Regions from separate parts of the Homo sapiens genome. Here region 2 is linked to region 1. A link is a contact called in ENCODE Hi-C or POLR2A ChIA-PET data. All regions are on one chromosome and are shown on one strand. The core of a region is the stretch at or near the end of the contact, and the rest is flanking DNA. Distances in the headings are between cores, read along the strand shown.

The links. Hi-C counts contacts between places; a loop is a spot of excess contacts on that map. ChIA-PET counts read pairs that join two places held with the same protein, here RNA polymerase II (POLR2A). Pooled maps may share reads with other maps.
Region 2: a pooled map shows a loop between it and region 1 (12-fold over the local background). The contact joins the promoter of TNFSF11 here to the enhancer-like site in region 1. A Hi-C loop is called at or near these places in 19 of 37 single-sample maps with no recorded cell type and 14 of 50 pooled maps. POLR2A ChIA-PET finds 5 or more read pairs at or near these places in 3 of 52 experiments (AG04449, PC-9 and activated naive CD4-positive, alpha-beta T cell).

The regions. Positions count from the first base shown.
Region 1 is chr13:42,495,865-42,499,988 of GRCh38, forward strand. No RefSeq gene overlaps it. Among named protein-coding and RNA genes, the nearest start is that of LINC02341, 73 kb to the left of the region's middle. RefSeq lists an enhancer at 163-262. Within about 2 kb of position 2,092, at least 2 of the 41 ENCODE cell types and tissues checked have a DNase peak (open chromatin) inside an H3K27ac peak, as active enhancers do.
Region 2 is chr13:42,571,694-42,575,817 of GRCh38, forward strand. It overlaps TNFSF11 (TNF superfamily member 11), which reads left to right and starts at 2,459. Exons shown (of 5, transcript NM_003701.4): 1 at 2,459-2,829. The coding sequence starts at 2,611. RefSeq lists a silencer at 2,397-2,766 and an enhancer at 2,857-3,056.

The sequences.
Region 1 (4,124 bases), core at 842-3,341:
TGTACCCGGCAGGTCCATATTTCACTCAGTAAAAATGAAAGTTCTCAGAACCTTCCATGGTCTGGTCACCCTCCTTGTTACCTCGCTGATGTCATTTCCTACAGCTCTCCCCCTCTCCTCCAGCTCTCCACCCATACCAGCCTCCTTGGGTGTGTTCCATCCTAGGGCCTTTGCACTGCAAATAATCCTTTTCATTCTGGTCACCTGCATGCTCTTCACTCAGGTGACCACGTGGCTTACTTCCTCACTCCCTTCCAGTCTTTGCTCAAAAGTCATCTCCTCAATGAGACCTACTCTGACCACTGTTTTTAAAACTGTAGTCTTCCCACTATATTCCCAATTCCCTTACCCTGCCTTACTTTTTGTTTCCCTGAGAACTTTTCATCTTCTGATATACTGAATAATTTACTCATTTACTATCTGTCTCTGCTTGCTAAACTGTAAGCACTGCCAGGTCATGGAAATTTGGCATATTTTATTCACATAGTAGGTACTCAATAAATATTTGTAGAATGAATGAATTATTGATTGACTTGGCTCCTGGCGTTAGTATTCAGCAATCCTATGGGGGGCAGGGAGTCCCGACAATCCTGCTGTGTCATAAGAAGGGTGTATTGCATTTAAAAGACTGAACAAGCATCCTCTTCCAGTAAGGAGCACTGGGCTTTGTACCTCTGCAAGCCCACGCCTTGTCCCTGCTGGCTTCTCCCTCCTGGCCCCAATGCCCACTTGCCTTGTCAAGTACCTGGCCACGCCAATGGTAGTCCTGGGTAAGCTCTGCCTCATATCAGTCTGCTTGGGCTCTGGCACCTTCTGCCACCCAATCCAACCCAAATTTATATAATTCAACAATACCAGCTGACCTTGTATGCTGTGGTCAGTCACTGGTCTAGCGCCAGGCTTCAGTAGGTAGAGGCATGTGTTTAGATCTGGTATCTTTAATTTTAGATATGGTGTAATGTACATCCCCATCACTGCCTTGGAACCAAAAGGAAAGGACAGTGATACCAAACATAATGACACCTTATAGCCTAGCTCCTTGAGGGCCATTTCACAGCCCTCCTATCTTTAGAATTGTAAAATGCCGGCCGGGCACAGTGGCTCATGCCTGTAATACCAGCACTTTGGGAGGCCGAGGCAGGTGGATCACAAGGTCAGGAGTTCAAGACCAGCCTGGCCAACAAGGTGAAACCCCATCTCTACTAAAACAATACAAAAATTAGCCGGGCTTGGTGGCATGTGCCTGTAATCCCAGCTACTCGGGAGGTTGAAGCTGGAGAATTGCTTTAACCCGGGAGGCGGAGGTTACAGTGAGCCAAGATTGTGCCACTGCATTCCAGCCTGGGTGACAGAGCAAGACTCAGTCTCAAAAAAAAGATTAAAAAAATTATAAAATGCCTATCCCTCAAAGTTGTAAGATTTGGTCGAGAAAGCTACAGATTCATTTCAGAATGAGTAGTCAGGGTGAGCCCCCACAGATTACTGAGAAAGCCATCAATCCCTGTCATCTCAGAACTGCTGATCATCATCTCATCTTTCTCTTTGCTCCAATTAACTCTTACTCTTTGGTTAAAACAACTAAGTTACGGGGGAATTAAAGGAAATTCTGTATTGACAAATACATGGGGCTGAACGGTGAATATATGCTAAGTAAGAAAACATATGTCTATTGGAAATTTAAGACTCTTTCCAGATGTTTACATAATTTACTTTTTCTTTCACTATACATGTAATGATTTAAAATGTTTTTTCCATGAAAGAATAAATTATGTTTAAATAGTAAAATGCCTATTGGCCTTGGGTTCTTCCAGGGAAGGCTACCAGTTCCCTTGGAGGTAAAAGCTAAGAAGTAACTAGAGGAGCAACATTGCTTCTGAGAACCCACACTGTGCCAGCCACTGTCATAGACATATGTCAGCTTGTTAGATCTTCAGAAGCACCATGAATGTTAGATGTTATACCTGTTTTACAGATATGGAAATGATGGTTTAGAGGGTGAAATAACTCGTCCAAGGTCACACAGCTAGTAAGTGGTGGAGTCAGGTTTTAAATCTAGGCAAGGCTATACTAAGTACCTGGATCATACCACACTTCTCCCCACTTGAGTCATGGGCTACTGCAGTTGGGGAAATGACTCAGACTTAGAGATAGTGCACATGTACATTCTCTGGAATAGTTCCTGGTATTGAGTAGAGGCTCATTGCATGTTAGTTTCTCACATCCTTTTCTCTAGGATGATTTCTGACAGCACATGAAGTCATGAAGGGGACACACATGAAGTGTGGCCTTAGATTAAAAGTGTGCAGTGTAATCATAATAATACCAAATAGTCCCTACTATTTGCCAGGTGCTGTACTATGTCATTTATGTGTATTAATTCATTTCATCATTTCAACAATCCCATGAAATACGTTCTACTTTTGTCACGCCGTTTAACACTTGCCAAGGTTTCACATTAGAGCTGGTAAATGAGAGAAATGGGACGTGAACTCAGGCAGTCTGTCTCGAGTCCAAGCCTTTAACCACTATGCGATACTGCCCACTAAATTATTAGCCTGCTGTAGTCTAGATACTGTGTACATATATATGTGTGTGTGTGTGTGTGCATATATATATATGTGTGTGTGTGTGTGTGTGTGTGTGTGTGTGTGTGTACTCCACCCTTGAGAATTGCGTTGATATGATTCTCTGGGTCCATCTTACAATGCCATATTATGATTCCACAATATGAGATTGTCCATTATCCTATTACAATGGCTTAATCAGACACATGCTATGAGCCAAGTGGTGGAGATGCCTTCAAAACACCCAAAGGAGTTGGCCAAAGCCGAAGAGGTTGACTTACAGCCCCACCACTCTTCAGCTCCAGGCACTGCACTGGAAACATGCACAATAAGGGAAAATTGACATTGCAATTTGAGTTGCAGATTGTACTGATGGTGTGGTTTGAATAAATACCATGCCCTTTGAAAGTCTTATATTATTACGCTAGACACATGAGGGTTTTCCTATTCCTATTGCAGGCAATAGGCAAAAATCTATCTTCATAGCTGAAATCTGTTTTGGAATTCATTGCTGCCTTTCTGGAAAGACACTGTTTAATTCTGTCTCCTGGGTGTGTGACCCTATGGTCTCTACCTTCTTTGTAGATCTGTGAATAAAGCTCTTTGTAATGAGGCCACTTTTTGTGCAACAACAACAAAATGTTTCTGAGAAGGATGTTAGAGCCAGACTTTCTTTAAGTAGTGGTGTCTGGTGTTGTTTACTTTTAAAATAGTTTCTAGTGCAAGGGAGAATTGTGTCCTAGAAGAACTGTCCCAAGGAGCTCATGAACAGGAATAATGGTTTGTACCACTACTTTCTGGAAAGCAAACGGGGATTTTGATGTGAACCCAGAAAGGGGTCGGACCACATTGACATATATTTTCTGGTTTCTAATCTTACCTCCACTGCCATTATGCACTGCATTACACAACCCTCTACCCTAAGGCCCAGCCACCCTACAGCCTTTTATCAACTCACAGAATGGTCTCAGCACAGCATGAATCTAGATGAGGGCTTAGGGACCCGTGGGTGGCCAGACCTCAGGCTCTGGGCATCAACAGGCAGACCTCCAGTTCTGCCCTGAAATAGAATTATGATATCATTGTGAGCCAATCAAATTGCCTGTCTGAGTTCAGTCCTGGATGCTCTGGGGTGGTAATTCCCAGATGATTTGATCTATGGTATTTTCTAGTAGTCTAATTTGATAATGTCATTTAACTGAAAAATATGTCTCTCATTATTATTATTATTATTATTATTATTATTATTATTATTATTTGCCAGTGTAGAAGGAAGTTAAGAAAGGGGGATTAACTTTAATTTTTTTCAGTTTAATGGAACATATACTAAGAAAAAAATGTCTCAGTAAGTGATGCTCACCATCCACTCAATTGTCCAATCCAAAATTTTAACCGGGAGTTGTTTATGTGTCCTCTCTTTCACTCGCCGCTGATGTCCAATCGATCAGTAAGTCTTGTCCTGTCAATTTCTGAATTTGGCTATTTTCGTCATAACCACTGTTAAGATTCTCATTCAAGGCATATCAACCGTCCCTTGTCTGGACCAATGCAACAGCCCCA
Region 2 (4,124 bases), core at 1,209-3,708, 76 kb after region 1:
TTTCGACTTTATCAACAACACTTAGAAGCCACCAAAGAATTGCAGGTATGGAAATGACATATACTTTTGCTTTTAGAAGAAAATCCTGATCAGTGTGCACAGAATTCTTCAGGGGGCAAGTGTGATTCATTCTGATAAGATATAGCATGGCTTAGACTGGGAGACTGGCAGAGGCTTTGAAGATTTCTTTGCTCAAATTTTATTCAGCAAGTATTTACCATGCACCTACTATAGCAGGCAACATTTTTAGGAAATGGTGAATGTTACAGAGGTGAATAATACAGCAAGAGTCGTTGAACATATGGAGTTTATCTATTAGTTGGGGAGTGAATGTTGACAAAGGAATAAGTAAATACATAGGCAAGAAAGATACATTACCTGTGAAACAGCAGCAGGTAGACTGACAGTGGAGTATCTAATACAGCCTATGGAAGCCAGAAGATAGTGGGATGACATTTTTGGAGTACTAGTAGAAATGTCATATGAAGAACTCTGTAGGAATGTAACATACGGTCCCATATATGAAGCTCCTGGGTCAAGTATACCTGAACATAATTCAGGGATTTGAGGGACTTTCTTGTAACCTGAGGATCAAGATGTCAAGGAATTAAAAACATGTATAAAACATTGTTGTATAAAAACCCATTAAAAAGAATGGAAGACACTATAGTAAAATCATTGTGGGTTTAGTTGTTATAACACATTTTAAAAATCTTTGATCCCAATCAATATTTATAAGAAAGAAGAAATATGGAATTATTTCCTGAGTCAAGGAGCAGGGAGAGAATGAGGAAGAAGAGGAGGAGGAGGAGGGGGAGGAGGAGACAATAAACCTACTTCCCAAAGTTAACAAACAAAAAGTGGGAAGAGGTCAAAGACTACAAGGAGTAGAATTAACGTCAATTGTTTCTATGTTTGAGTCTGAAAATTTTTTGTCCCTTCTCCACCAACCTATATATTGATACACATATAAATGCTAAAGGCATTTTTGAATTTGAACAGATCATTTTCTTTGTATGGCTGCCTTTAAAAAAAATTCAACCTGGTCACTCTTCCTCAACATTTACTGAGGTCTAAGTGTTCAATTTAGAACACATGCTTTAATAACTCAGAGACCTGTCATTTGTCACAAATCTTGCCTAGAGAAATACTCATTAGCGAATTAGGCAGAAAGAGGATGCAAAATAAAAAGGCACAGTAGTCCCCTGATATCCATGGAAGACTGGTTCCAGGACACCACCAAACCCCTCCCCGCAAATACCAAAATCCATGGATGTTCAAGTTTCTTAACATATCATGGCATAGTATTTGCATTTAACCTACACACATCCTCTTGTACACTTGAAATTATCTTTAGATTATTTATAATACTTAATAGAATGTAAATGCTATGTAACTAGTTGTGTATCATTTAGGAAATGATCACAAGAAAAAAAGTCTACAGATGTTAGTCCAGACACAGCCATCCTTTTTTTTTTTTTCAAATATTTTTGATCTGTGGTTCATTGCATCCACAGATGTGGAACCCATGGATACTGTGGGCTAACTGTATTAATAAAAAAGTGGAAACATCCTAAGTTTCATGGGTGTTTAAATTGGTCAGCAACTTCCTTCTGAAGAAGTATCAGAATTTGTGAGCAATGTTAATATTTTTGTTTTCTCACTAAGAGCCACAGTTCTGAATAGAGGTTTTTAAAAAGCCCTAGCAAGGTTTCTTTAGCAATGAAACTAACATTTAACTGTATCATCAGCTTCGTGTTACATCTCTTTCCTGACTGTTGGGTGAGCCCTCCTCGGATGCTTGCTTCTGGCTACACGCCCCTTTACCCTTTTCTCTGCACTGTTTTCATCTTTATAAAGTCAGAGTTGGTGTCTATAGGCTCTCTACTGCCACATTCAAGACCTGCCTCGCTCAATGTCACCTTCAAGATGCAGAAATAGGGATTTGGGAAGGGGATTGTGAAATTTTCGAAGTCTTCCAAAATACTTTGAGAAACTATATTTGGAAGCACTTTGGGGGGAGAGGTTGGACAGGAAGGGTCTTCAGAGATCATCAAATTTAACTTTCTAAATCCTAAGGAGGAAACCGAGACTCCAGGATGTGAAGTCCCTTCTCTACCAAACTAGAATGGATGCAGGAGGAATGTCTGAGGTGCAATCCTTATCCTTTAGCAAAGGTGTCCTCTGCGTCTTCTTTAACCCATCTCTTGGACCTCCAGAAAGACAGCTGAGGATGGCAAGGGGAGTCTGGAACCACTGGAGTAGCCCCCAGCCTCCTCCTTGGAGGGCCCCCATGAAGGAGGCCCTTCAGTGACAGAGATTGAGAGAGAGGGAGGGCGAAAGGAAGGAAGGGGAGCCAGAGGTGGGAGTGGAAGAGGCAGCCTCGCCTGGGGCTGATTGGCTCCCGAGGCCAGGGCTCTCCAAGCGGTTTATAAGAGTTGGGGCTGCCGGGCGCCCTGCCCGCTCGCCCGCGCGCCCCAGGACCCAAAGCCGGGCTCCAAGTCGGCGCCCCACGTCGAGGCTCCGCCGCAGCCTCCGGAGTTGGCCGCAGACAAGAAGGGGAGGGAGCGGGAGAGGGAGGAGAGCTCCGAAGCGAGAGGGCCGAGCGCCATGCGCCGCGCCAGCAGAGACTACACCAAGTACCTGCGTGGCTCGGAGGAGATGGGCGGCGGCCCCGGAGCCCCGCACGAGGGCCCCCTGCACGCCCCGCCGCCGCCTGCGCCGCACCAGCCCCCTGCCGCCTCCCGCTCCATGTTCGTGGCCCTCCTGGGGCTGGGGCTGGGCCAGGTTGTCTGCAGCGTCGCCCTGTTCTTCTATTTCAGAGCGCAGGTGAGTGGCCACCTTCCCAGGGGATCGCGGCTGAGAGCGCCCATCTCCTTCCCCCGCACTTGGAAACTGAGTCTGGCGGCAGGGCTGGGCCACCCAGAGCTTGCATATTCCGGAAGGGAAAGTGACTCCAGAAGGGAGAGAGGAAGTGTTGAGTTTGGGGACAACCTGGCGCAGGGCTGTCGGGCGCACCCTGCTCTCTCTCCGCCCACGCACCCCAGCTTCTCGGTGCTCTGGGGGCGGACTCCCCTGGCCGGACGATGGGTTTGAATCTCACCCCGTCCCTTCGCTGGGAAACAACACTGGCCTCTCACCTTTTCTGGTAGTGATTGCATACTTTTTCTCCCTGTCATTTCTCACTTGAAGTTAAGAATCAACTTCTGTTCACGTAGGAAAAAAGATGAGCGCCTTCACTTGGGCATCTACCTTTCCCTTCCCGCCCACCACCCGGCGGGTTTCGGTTCCTGCGCCTGGCTGCTCTGCAGGTGTGCTGGGGCCACGGTGCTGGAGGGCTGCGCGGAGCGGGAGGTCGCGGTGCTCGTGCCCAGGTCGCCCAATGGGTGGGCAGAATGACACGGCGCGACCAGAGAGGCGCGGGCTCGGGATGGGGGCTCTGCGGCTGTGGCGCTGTCCTGTGGGGGTGAAGGAAGAGGGACAGCCCCACGTGCCTGCTAGGGATGTGGGCGGAGGAAGGAAGCGAGGTGAGTGTGATGGCACAGTGTTACTACAGTCTAGCAAATAACCAACCTTCGGAAAGATGAAGAGGTTTTTTGCACGACGGCTAGGAACTGCAGAGAGATAGTAGGAAGGAAGGGGTAAATTTGTAATATTATGCTTTCTGGTGGTTTATGCTCTTGTGTTTTCTTGGAAATTGCAGTGCAGTTGGTTGGATTCATTCAAATATTCTTGTCTGGTGCTGTGAACTCTTTCTCAGAGGAAGTGGGGGGCTGACTGTGCATTTTTTTTTATGGGAAAAGAAAGTTGGGTTTGGACTACATTCGTTTTCAGATTCAAAGGTGATTACTAAACCAAACGGGATGCATCAAAACATGGCATTGCTTGGATTGTATGGTTTTTTGACATGTGCCAATGTCTCGAACTCCATTACTTTTAATCATAGGCTTTTTGTTAAGTATTCATTATCCGCTAGTTTGCATTTTCTAGAACTAGTGTGATTACCTACTTAAAGTAGAAATGCAATGAGCCACACTTCAGAAAATCTGCATTAAATATAATCTACTCATTGAGAGTTTTGTTGTTTCTAAAAAGACAACTTTTGAGTGGTTTGCTTGCAACAC